2 separate regions of the Mus musculus genome follow, and region 1 is linked to region 2. A link is a contact called in ENCODE POLR2A ChIA-PET data. All regions are on one chromosome and are shown on one strand. The core of a region is the stretch at or near the end of the contact, and the rest is flanking DNA. Distances in the headings are between cores, read along the strand shown. Region 1 holds the start of Cct3 (chaperonin containing Tcp1, subunit 3 (gamma)). Region 2 holds the start of 1700113A16Rik (RIKEN cDNA 1700113A16 gene).

Region 1 (5,509 bases), core at 2,997-5,496, 120 kb after region 2:
TATATTTGAGTGTTTTGCCTGCGTGTATATATCTGTACTACATCATGCCTGGTGCCTTTAGAGGCCAGAAGGAAGCACTGGACTCTTCTGGAAGTGCAGTTACAGTCCACTTTGGGCTGTCATGTGGGTGCTGGGAAGTGAATGACAGCTCTGGAAGAGCTGTCAGTGCTCTTAACTCTTTTTGTTTTTTTTGTTTTTTTTTGTTTGTTTGTTTGTTTTTTTTGTTTTTCGAGACAGGGTTTCTCTGTATAGCCCTGGCTGTCCTGGAACTCACTTTGTAGACCAGGCTGGCCTCGAACTCAGAAATCCGCCTGCCTCTGCCTCCCAAGTGCTGGGATTAAAGGCGTGCGCCACCACGCCCGGCTAAAATATCATAGTTAACTTTTTTTTTTTTTAAGATTTTTAAGATTTTTATTTATTTATATGTAAGTACACTTCAGACACTCCAGAGGGAGTCAGATTTCGTTACAGATGGTTGTGAGCCACCATGTGGTTGCTGGGATTTGAACTCCGGACCTTTGGAAGAGCAGTCGGGTGCTCTTACCCATTGAGCCATCTCACCAGCCCTTGCTCTTAACTCTTGAGCCAGCTCTCTGACACAGGGTCTAGAGAGGCAGTCCTGGCTGGCCTGACCTCACGTCAGCCTGGTATCCCAGGCTGTCTTTGATTCTATGACTATCCTCTTGCCTCTGCTTCTTAAGTGCTGGTACTACACGTATGAAACTACACACATACATATTTTTTTTAGACAGGGTCTGTGTAACTCAGGCTGCTCTGGAATTTGCAGCAATATTCAGACTCTGAGGCCTAGGTTTACAGGTGAAGATCACCATGTTCAGCTTCTGATACATGTGTATGTATCATACATACGTACACATACATGTTTCTTCTGTGTGTGCTTGTGTATGTGCATGTATGTGGAAACCAGAGGTCTACATCAGGTATCTTCCTCAATTGCTCTCCATTTATTTAGTTTCATGTGTATGGTGCTCTCCGAGACCAGAAGAGGGTATCAGCATTCAGAGCCTCTGAAACTGGAGTTATAGAAAGCTGTGAGCTGCCATGTAGGGGTGCTAGGAATTGAACCTGTGTCCTCTGGAAGAGTAGCCAGTGCTCTTAACCATCTCTCCTGTCCCTTCCACTTTATTTTTTTCTTTTTTGTTTTATTGGAGGGGTTGGTTCAGGTTTTCTCTGTAGCCCCTGATGTTCTGGAACTCACCACACCCAGCCTTGCTTTATTTTGCTGAGTAAGGGTCTCTCACCAAACCTGGAACTTATCATTTCAGCTAGACTGTCTCATCAATAGCCATCAGGGATCTACCTGTTTACTCTATGTCCCTGCCTCCATAAGTACTGGGATACAGACATATGCCACCATATCTGGCTTTTTTTTTTTTGTTTGTTTGGTTTTTTTTGTTTTTCGAGACAGGGTTTCTCTGTATAGCCCTGGCTGTCCTGGAACTCACTCTGTAGACCAGGCTGGCCTCGAACTCAGAAATCTGCCTGCCTCTGTCTCCTGAGTGCTGAGATTAAAGGCATGCGCCACCACGCCCGGCTCATATCTGGCCTTTTATATGATTTAGAGGAGCCACACTCAGATCCTCAGGTATGCATAGCAAGGACTTTACCCACCGAGCCACCTCTGCAGTGCCCCGACATATCCTTTTCAATGGTCCTAGGTAGCCAGTATTAGCAGCATTGTACTTGAGGAATCCCATGTTAATAAAATTTGGTCAGGATTCCACAACTGGCACATGGCAGTTGCATGGAATTAAGCCAGGGTCTCTAGGCAGCAAAGCTGTGATCTACTTAGTGACACTTTACAAGTGCTATAAAAATAACTCATCAAAGTCAGGTAGGTAGTACATGCCTGTCAACTCAGCAGCTGGGAAGGCTGTAGCAGGACTGTTTCGAGTTTGAGGACATGCTGGTCTATATAACAACTCTTTTAAAAAGAAGAAAGAAGGAAAAAGAAAAGAAAAGAAAAAAAGCTGGACACAGTAGGTCATACCTATAATCCCTGGGATGTGACTGTTCTGGCAAAAGGGTTGTCTCAAGTAAGGATAGTGAGTTCCATAGCCAGCAAAGTTAAACCTATCTCCTTTACCCAAAAATATCCCACAAGTACTTTCCAAGTAACCAAGTAGCAGGCCACTGTTTAGTGGCAAATGTTTAGTCATTTCTGAAACCCTGAGTGAATGGGGAAGGCTGGCTTCTGAGGGAGGGGACACAGGGGCTGTGACACACCTTTTTCCTTAGTTTCATTTCTGAAACCCTGAGTGAATGGGGAAGGCTGGCTTCTGAGGGAGGGGACACAGGGGCTGTGACACACCTTTTTCCTTAGTTTCATTTCTGAAACCCTGAGTGAATGGGGAAGGCTGGCTTCTGAGGGAGGGGACACAGGGGCTGTGACACACCTTTTTCCTTAGTTTCATTTCTGAAACCCTGAGTGAATGGGGAAGGCTGGCTTCTGAGGGAGGGGACACAGGGGCTGTGACACACCTTTTTCCTTAGTAGGGTTACTAGTGTGCTGCTCCATCTTGACAGCAACAGGTCTGGTGCCTGGGAAAGAATAATAGGGTCACATGGTCAAACAACAGTGTCTTCTTTCCTAAGCACTCCCCTGAAAGCCCGAAGTGTAACAGTATATAACAGTGTATACACTATCTCATAGAGGTGTCTGGTTTTAAATGTAAAATTTTTAAGTTTTAATTATGTGAATATGTACATATATGAGTAGATCTCCCTTGAGTGAGAGGTGACTGTGAGCAGCCAGACATCAGTTCAAGGAATTGTGCTGAGGTTCTCTGCAAGAGCAATATACCCTCTAAGCCCACTGAGCCTTCCCTCCAGGCTGCCTCCCTTATGTGGTCCAGGGAGACTGAAGCCACTGAAAATCGCTATCCTCTTGACTCAGCCTCTGGAGTTTATTACAGGGGTGTGCTACCACACCAAACAAACAACTGTTCTGAAATTGTTAATTTTTCTCCAATTCCCTTCGGCAGTTTTTGTTAGTGCCTTTTCACTGCAGAAGACAAAGCATACCAAATACGAACTTTAAATCTATCACAAACATGTCATGACTCTTTGAGACTTCTGTTTAATTACTAGCCTTATTTTTTTTGTTGTTTTGTTTTGTCTTTTTCCTATATGGGGTGATCTGGCAAGAGGCTTGTCTCCAGTTTGAGATCAGCCTGGTCTTTACGACGAGTTTTAGGCCAGCCTTAGAACTCTGGTAAAGATAATACGGTAATTAAAAAAACAAAAACTCTAGTTTCTTTTGTCACTAACCAGTGACCAGGCTGGGGGGGAGGGGGCGAAGAAGACTCATAATACTGCAAGAAACACGACTTAGGATATTCGGGGGAAATGTGAGCGATCCTCCTTTATGTCTTTTTGCCTTAGACTCAACGTATTTTTCTAAGAAGTAAGACATTAGGACAGGAGAGATAGCTCAACAGTTAAGAGCAATAGATGGTCCCGCAGACAGGGTTACTTCCTAGCACCCACGTGGCGGTTCACAATCAATTCCAGTTCCAGAGGATCAGACTCCCGCTTGATCGCCTCTCACAAGTGGTGCACCTACATACGCACAGGCAAAACAACCATACACATAAAATAAAAAATAGGTACATCTAAAGAACAAGAATTTTCCTTCCTTTTCTTTAAAAAAGAAAACCAGCGCGTCTAGAGCAGTAAACCACAACTCCCAGCATGCTCCGGGGAGGCGGGGAGCCGAGTCGTTGCCTCCCCGCCCCGTAGGACAACTTCCACTTTTACACTGCCTCAATCTCTCGGGCCACGACGGGTATTTCTGGCTCCTCTACTCCTCCCTACCGCTAAGGCTGAAATAAAAAGTAGAGAACTATCATGCCTTCCTTGGCCTTCACGGTCGGACGAGAACCGATGGACAAAACAGAGCTTCATGATCTTACCTACAGCATTAATCCAAAGCCTCCACCCCAGCACCCACCCTCTAGTGGGTACTCATGCGCTGTAGCGAGCCAGCTAACTGCCCGTGCTTTGGCGCTTGCGCAGACATTCTGGCCGCACGCGGCCGGGAGCGGCCACGCCAGTGCGCAAGCGCTTGCGTCTCCCAGTCCCCTACATCATGCCCTCTCTATCTAACTTGCCTTGCCTTTCTTGCGTAGAGGGCGGGGCTAATACTGTCGATTGGCCTATGTTTTTGTCAATCAATAAAATGAGTTTGGTGATTGGCGGCACTTCAGAGGTTAGCAGGTTTCTGTGTCATTCCTGAGGAGGCAGCGTTTTCTTCGCTGCTCTTCTCTCCAGAAGGTTCTGCCGATTCCCCCCAGCTCTGGAGAGTCGGCTCTGCGTCGTGCCGCCATGATGGGCCACCGTCCAGTGCTCGTGCTCAGTGAGTTCAGGGAAGGGATGTCTCTCTCCGCCCCTCTCTCCCCAAGCTGGCCAGTGTTGCCCAGCTCCGTCCCGCCATGACTCGGCCCTCGTGCCTTCCAGTGGTCTTTTCGCCTTGGACCAAGCTCCTTCCCCACTTTTCTTCTCTTGCCTCTCCTGTCGCCTTCTTTTGACAAAATGACTTTCCGCTCTCGGAGTCGCTAGTCTTTACGTGTGCTTCATCCTATTCGCGTTCGGTTCTTTAGTCGCCACCCTCCACGCCCCCGTGTCCTTTACAGCATGATTTCCGTGTAGATAGTAATGATGGTTCTTAACGGTAGGCCTTGCTTCCTATGCTCGGTCCATCCCTCCGTAGAGGCGTGACTTAACGGCAACTCGCTTGATTGATACTTTAGCATCAGTATTTAGGAGGCTGTAGTAGAGTTGTTAAGTTGATAAGTAAAAGCTGCCTTTACCGGCAGATCGAATCGGAAGTGGCATCTTTTCAGTAGCGGTCATTCAGCAACCCTTGTTCGGAAATGACATTCCTGGCGTTCCCGATCTTGGATGTGATCTTTCCCACCAGCCAGTTCTCCCAAATTCCTTTCCTGGTTTTCTTTCCTCTTTAGGGAACGCCACTCATCTCAGTAAAGAGCACCAGTTCCTTGTCAGTTACCTGAGCTATTGAGAATAACTCAGTAAGCCTGGGTCAAAGTTAAACATAGTAAAGAGAAAAACAGATTTAGTCTGGCCACACTGGGAGGAGAGACAAAGGTGTTCAGTGACACTACCTCTCCTACACACTCGTAGACGAGTCCATGAGGTTTTAAGCAGCAGGCCAGATTTGTAAGAAGTCATTATTTTCTGCTCTAGTCTCCTGAGAGAAGTTTACCTACAGGGTGGCTCTCAGGCTTTAGTCTTTTTCCTGTTCTATCGTGAGATTCCTTGGCTTGTGATTGATATTTTGTTTGTTTTCGTCTGTGTATGGCACCAAGATTCCCTGGAATTGGAGTTACAGGCAGTTGTGAGCCACCTTGAGGGGCTGGGAATTGAAGCTGAACCATCTTTCCAGCCTCACAAGCAGACTTTCTTGGTCACTAATCTTTGAGACTCTGTGGCTCCTCTTCCCGGGGATGTTGTAAGGGGTGTGCAG
Region 2 (5,920 bases), core at 1,476-3,975:
TGTCCTCCTCAGTCATTCTTGACCGAATCTGGAGTTTGTCATTTTAGTCATACTAGCTGGCCACATGCCCAAATGATTCTCTTGTGGGATTACAGGCACCCACAACTGTACCTAGCTTTGCTGACCTGAAGACATACTTGTGCCATCTCCATAGCCCCCCAGATTTGTTTTAAATAAAATTCTTTAATACACATAAACTATCTGGTCTATATTTATAATCTTAATAGTTATTAAAGATTAAAGCATCCAGCCCAGCTAAGACTACATGAAGAAATTAAAGCAAGTTTTCATACTAATAAGATGGATTTATTTTTATATAACTCTTGGCTGAAGGCTGGGTATAGTGGTGCATGCCTTTAATCCTAGCACGTGAAAGGCAGAGGCAGGCAAAACTCTCTTGAGTTCTAGACCAACCTGATCGACATACAGACAGCCAAGGCTAGAGTAAAACCCTGTCTTAATTCAAAAAACAATCAGTCAAGCTTGGCTGAATATTTGACAGTTCTCCATGTAGAACCTCTTCAATATTTTTCAGAACTAATACTTTGATTTGATACTTGTCAACACTGAGTGTGCTGCTTCATAGAGTACAAAATGGCAGGTGTAGTGTAGCCTGGTTGGTTTTGTCAACTTGACACAACCTGGAATCACCCAGAAAGAGACAACTTCAATTCAAGCACTACCTCCAAGGGCTGCAGAGATGGCACAGGGATGGGACAGCCCAGCAAGCAAGAAGTCCTGGGCTCACACTTCACTCAGCGCTTAATACTTCAAGAGGCAGTGCCACACACCTGGAATCCTAGTAAGAGATGGCGGTGAAACTCGGGGGTATCCTCTGCTGTACGTGAGCTCAGGATAACTGGAATACATGGAATTCTAGTAAAAAAAAGAATAAAATGAAACTAAGCCAAACATTCTAACATGATCCCAAGGATCTTAAAAAATACTGACTGGACATTATCTGGCATGGTGCCTACACAAATGAAAGACAGTGCATATTTTTGTTGTGTTTTTTATGTGATTTTCTTTTTCTTTTTTGGTTTTTCGAGACAAGGTTTCTCTGTTTCCTGGCTGTCCTGGAACTCACTATGAGACCAGGTTAGCCTCGAACGCAGAAATCCACCTGCCTCTGCCTCCCAAGTGCTGGGATTAAAGGTGTTCGCCACCACTGCCCGGCTTTTTTTGGGCGGGGGGGATTTTCTTTTCTTTTTTTTTTTCCATTTTTTATTAGGTATTTAGCTCATTTACATTTCCAATGCTATACCAAAAGTCCCCCATACCCACCCACCCCCACTCCCCTACCCACCCACTCCCCCTTTTTGGCCCTGGCGCTCCCCTGTACTGGGGCATATAAAGTTTGCGTGTCCAATGGGCCTCTCCAGTGATGGCCGACTAGGCCATCTTTTGATACATATGCAGCTAGAGTCAAGAGCTCCGGGGTACTGGTTAGTTCATAATGTTGTTCCACCTATAGGGTTGCAGATCCCTTTAGCTCCTTGGGTACTTTCTCTAGCTCCTCCATTGGGAGCCCTGTGATCCATCCATTAGCTGACTGTGAGCATCCACTTCTGTGTTTGCTAGGCCCCGGCATAGTCTCACAAGAGACAGCTACATCTGGGTCCTTTCAATAAAATCTTGCTAGTGTATGCAATGGTGTGGATTTTATTTTCTTGTGTGTGTGTGCATGAGTGTCCCTGGAGGCTGGAGCAGGGCATCAAGTTTATTGGAGCTAATGTTACAGGCAGTTGTGAGATGTTGGCATGGGTGCTAGAACCAATTCAGGTCAGCAAACATTTTTTGTTGTTTATGTGCATTGATGTTTTGCTTGCATGTCTGTCTATGTAAGGACAGTTGTGAGCTGCCATGTGGGTGCTGAGAATGGAACACAGGTCCTCTGGAGGAGCAGTCAATGCTCTTAACCACTGACTCCCCCAGCAAACATTCTTATACAACACCCCTCTGGTCTCCTCAGGACACATGTGTACATACACATTTTTTTTTAATAAAAAATACTCCCAAGTTGCAACTTTTTGAAGCTGATCTCTTTTTTAGCTGAAGGACGAGTTCCTCGAGTATTGCCATATAAAATAGAACTAGGGTGTGGGTCTCTTGGACTCAGCTATCAAGGTCAGTGGTTCTTAGGAGCAATCAGTGCTGTCTAACTGTTCATGCCACGAGGCCAGTGGTTATTTTGGTCTGACTCATCCTTTAGTCCCATGGGCTATCTTTTCCAGCCTTGTGATTGTGTGGGAACTTGTTCAAGGATCAGCAGATGTGGAAGGGACCCAGGCGATCTCATCTCAGGCTCTGGACCTGAATGTTTGCAGCCTGAAATCACTCACTACCTGGACGAAGAGCAAATCCACTTTCCTGTCCTGTTTCAGACTTGGGTCTCAAATAGAAGAGGTAGCCTTAGCATAGTTTACAGGTCCCCCCCCCCCCCCCCCGTTCTAGCCACCCAGCCTAGCGAAGTTCCTTGGTAGTTTGCAGCAGGTCAGTTCCGGCCTCTCGGGTGAGTCAGATTTACCCCTTAGCCTCGTATTGGCTCAGCTCCACCTCTCGGTGTCTGTCCAGTCTCGGGGAGCGTCTCCACCCTCACAGGATAGCGGCCCAGGACTACTCCTATTTAGGACATGAGCTGCCACGTGCCCAAAGCATGCTGGGTGCCCCTGGGGAGGGGAAGACCCGCAGGACGCCGGATCACGCGCCCGTTACGCACCGCCCCCACGTGACCCGCGGTGTGTTCCGGAGATGAATTGCTTCCGGGTTTCAAAGTAACCCTCCACTCTAAGGCGAAAGGGGGCGGGTATAGAAGGTAGGCTGTAGAGTCGCCTAACATCCATTTCCGTACGTTCTGCCCCACTCCCCCAAGGTGTCGCTGAGACCCTTGACTGCGTCTCCGGGGCTTAGCAGGTGGCAGAGCACGCTCCGGAGCCTCTCGTAAAGTTCCGCCGCGCGTGGAACAAAGGCCTTCAAGCCACGCCCGGCGCCGCCTGCTACTCAGGGGGAAGTAGGTAACTAGGCTCACTCCATTGGCCCTTCGGGTGAGTGATGGAAGCACCGGCCAACCGCTGCCTGCACAAGATGCGTGCGTAGTACTCAGAAGGTTCAGCAAGGGTGAAACTACGTGAAGCTCTAGTTTTGGGCAGTTTCTCTGGGGCTCTGAGGAGGTGCGCATGCGTAAAACCCCCATCGTCAACTTCCTGCACAAATTGAGAATTAGCACCCTCAGCCTTGGCAATTTTACTGAGATTGACAGCACTGCGTAAGATCTGGCATTGCCTGGGCGTTCCAGAAGGAGAATCCGACAGGCGAATGCAACGATTTGTCATTGTCAAAACTGTTAACCACAAAGTCCACGCCGAAAAACTGCGTGATTGAATTATTTAAAAAAGGGGGCTGGAGAGATGGCTCAGTGGTTAAGAGCACTGATTGCTCTTCCGAAGGTCCTGAGTTCAAATCCCAGCAACCACATGGTGGCTCACAACCATCTGTAATGAGATCTGATGCCAGTCCAGGGTGTCTGAAGACAGCTGCAGTGTAGTTACATATAATAAATAAATAAATAAATAAATAAATAAATGAATGGTGTAGTTACATATAATAAATAAATAAACAAACAAATAAATATTTAAAAAAGAAAAAAATCGCGGGGCTGGGGATGTAGCTCCGAGCCCGGAGTTCTGCTGGAGTTCGACCTGGTGTGTGCATATAGGATTAGAAGTTCAAGGCTATCCCGAAATATAAGAGACTCTGGTCTAAAAAAAAAAAAAAAAAAAAAAAAGAGCCACAAATGATTTTGTTTGGAGAAGTAGTCACAGATGCCGTCCACTTTAATGGGCCACAGGTTGGACACGCCTTGCTCTATTTTCCTGTCTTCTGGCGGTAAGATTATAGTGCGAATAGCCTGAGAGCTATTGGCCTGAATCTGTGCAGACACCTTGCTACAGTAGTAAGAATATTTATTTAGAGAGGTTTCACAGTTTGTCTTATACTCTTTCACTCAAGAGGTCCTCACATAACCCTTCTATTGGGATGGAGGTATAGCTTAGTTTAATGGTAGAGCACTTGCCTAGAAGGAGTTCCGTTCCCAGATTACAGTGGCCGCCACATCGTGTAGACAGATCCCAAGCTGAGGCTTAAGATGCTGGAGTCCCAAAAAACACTGTCCAGGTGAAGCAGCCAAGAGGCCCTATCTCCCCACCCAGGGGTCCTATATTGTTAGGGACTGTTGCTCGCAGTGACCTAGTGTCAAGTTGGGATAATTACTCTTTTTTTTTTTTTTTAAGATTTTATTTATATAAGTACACTGTAGCTGTCTTCAGACACACCAGAAGAAGGAATCAGACCCCATTACAGATGGTTATGAGCCACTATGTGTTTGGTGGGAATTGAACTCAGGAACTCTGGAAGAGCAGTCAGTGCTTTTTTTTGGGGGGGGGGGGGTTTCGAGACAGGGTTTCTCTGTATAGCCCTGGCTGTCCTGGAACTCACTTTGTAGAGGCTGGCCTCGAACTCAGAAATCCGCCTGCCTCTGCCTCCCAAGTACTGGGATTAAAGGCGTGCGCCACCACGCCTGGCAGTCAGTGCTTTTAAATACTGAGCCATCCAGGGATGGAAGAGCATAGGCAGAGTTAAAGTTGTTGAAGTTCAAATATAACAAAATAACAGAAGCATTGGCAGAGCCGAGGGCTGGTAAAGGTGGGGTGTGTTGGTAGTTACCTGAGCAGAGTTGGAGGGTGGGATGGAAAAGAGCACAGGCAGGGTGCGTGCGGCTGGCATCAGCCTGCTTACTGGTTAAATGCTGGGACTCTGGCATCCATTTTATATGTATAAAGAATAATTTAAATGGTGGGCCTAGTGACAAAAATGCTTGGGACACTAAGGATTGTGAATTCAAAGCTGGCTTGGACTGCACAGCAAGTCCAAGGCCAGTCTACTGGTTTGCTTTCTAAATTGTAATAAAGCATTCTAACCAAAAGCAGCTTGGGAAGGAAAGGGTTTATTTCACTTACAAGTTTATTAACTTACAAGTTAATATCCCTCGCCAGAAGAAGTCAGGACAGGAGCTAAAGGCAGGAACCTGGATGAAGGAACGGAAGTGAAAACAATGGAGAAACACTGTGTTCTGGCTTGATCCCTTCAGCTAGTATTTTATGCCGTTTTAAAGATTTATTTAGGGACTGGAGAGATGGCTCAGCAGTTAAAAGCACTTGTTCTTTTGGGAGTCCCAGGCACAGTTCCCCGAGCACCCACATGATAACTCAGTCATTCCAACTTCAGTTCCAGAAGATCGGACACTTTTTTGATCTTCATGGACAGCAGGCACAGAAGTGGTGCACAGACATGCGATGCAGGCAGAACATTCAAACACACAAAATAGATAAATCTAAAAAAAAATAAGAGATTTATTAAGTGTATGTATACCACACATGTTCAGGTACCCACTGGAGGCCAGAAGACTGCATGAGGCCCCCTAGAGCAGGAGTTATAAGCAGTTGTGACCCACCTGATGTGTGTGCTAGGGTTCCCTCCCAGGGATCCTCTAGAACAACAGTAAGTGCTTTAACTACTGAGTCATCTCTGCAGCCCTAGTTACATTCTTTCTTTCCTTCTTTCTCTCTCTCTCTCTCTCTCTCTTTCTTTCTTTCTTTTATTTAACTTACCTAGTTAATGTGTCTGTTTATTGTGGTGCTGGGAATAGAACTCACAGCCTTAGCTGTGCTAGATAAGCATTCTGTTGTTTAGCTGCACCCCCAGCCCCCAACTATCCCAAAGGCCAATCTGTTGGTGGCAATTCTTCAGCTGAAGATCCCTCATTGTGTGAATGACAACAAAGGTTAGCTCTCACAGCCAGTCTGAGACCTTACCTCAAAATAAAGTCTCACACTGAGTTAGGTGTCACACACCTGTCATCTCA

The links. ChIA-PET counts read pairs that join two places held with the same protein, here RNA polymerase II (POLR2A).
Region 1: POLR2A ChIA-PET joins it to region 2 with 36 read pairs in Patski. The contact joins the promoter of Cct3 here to the promoter of 1700113A16Rik in region 2. POLR2A ChIA-PET finds 5 or more read pairs at or near these places in 4 of 5 experiments (Patski and embryonic stem cell).

Annotation. Positions count from the first base shown.
Region 1 is chr3:88,292,889-88,298,397 of GRCm38, forward strand. Cct3 (chaperonin containing Tcp1, subunit 3 (gamma)) reads left to right here and starts at 4,247. Exons shown (of 14, transcript NM_009836.1): 1 at 4,247-4,378. The coding sequence starts at 4,348. Tsacc (TSSK6 activating co-chaperone) reads right to left here and starts at 4,111. Exons shown (of 4, transcript NM_001357024.1): 1 at 3,936-4,111; 2 at 2,503-2,562. The coding sequence starts at 2,539.
Region 2 is chr3:88,175,060-88,180,979 of GRCm38, forward strand. 1700113A16Rik (RIKEN cDNA 1700113A16 gene) reads right to left here and starts at 2,726. Exons shown (of 3, transcript NR_045997.1): 1 at 2,528-2,726; 2 at 792-876.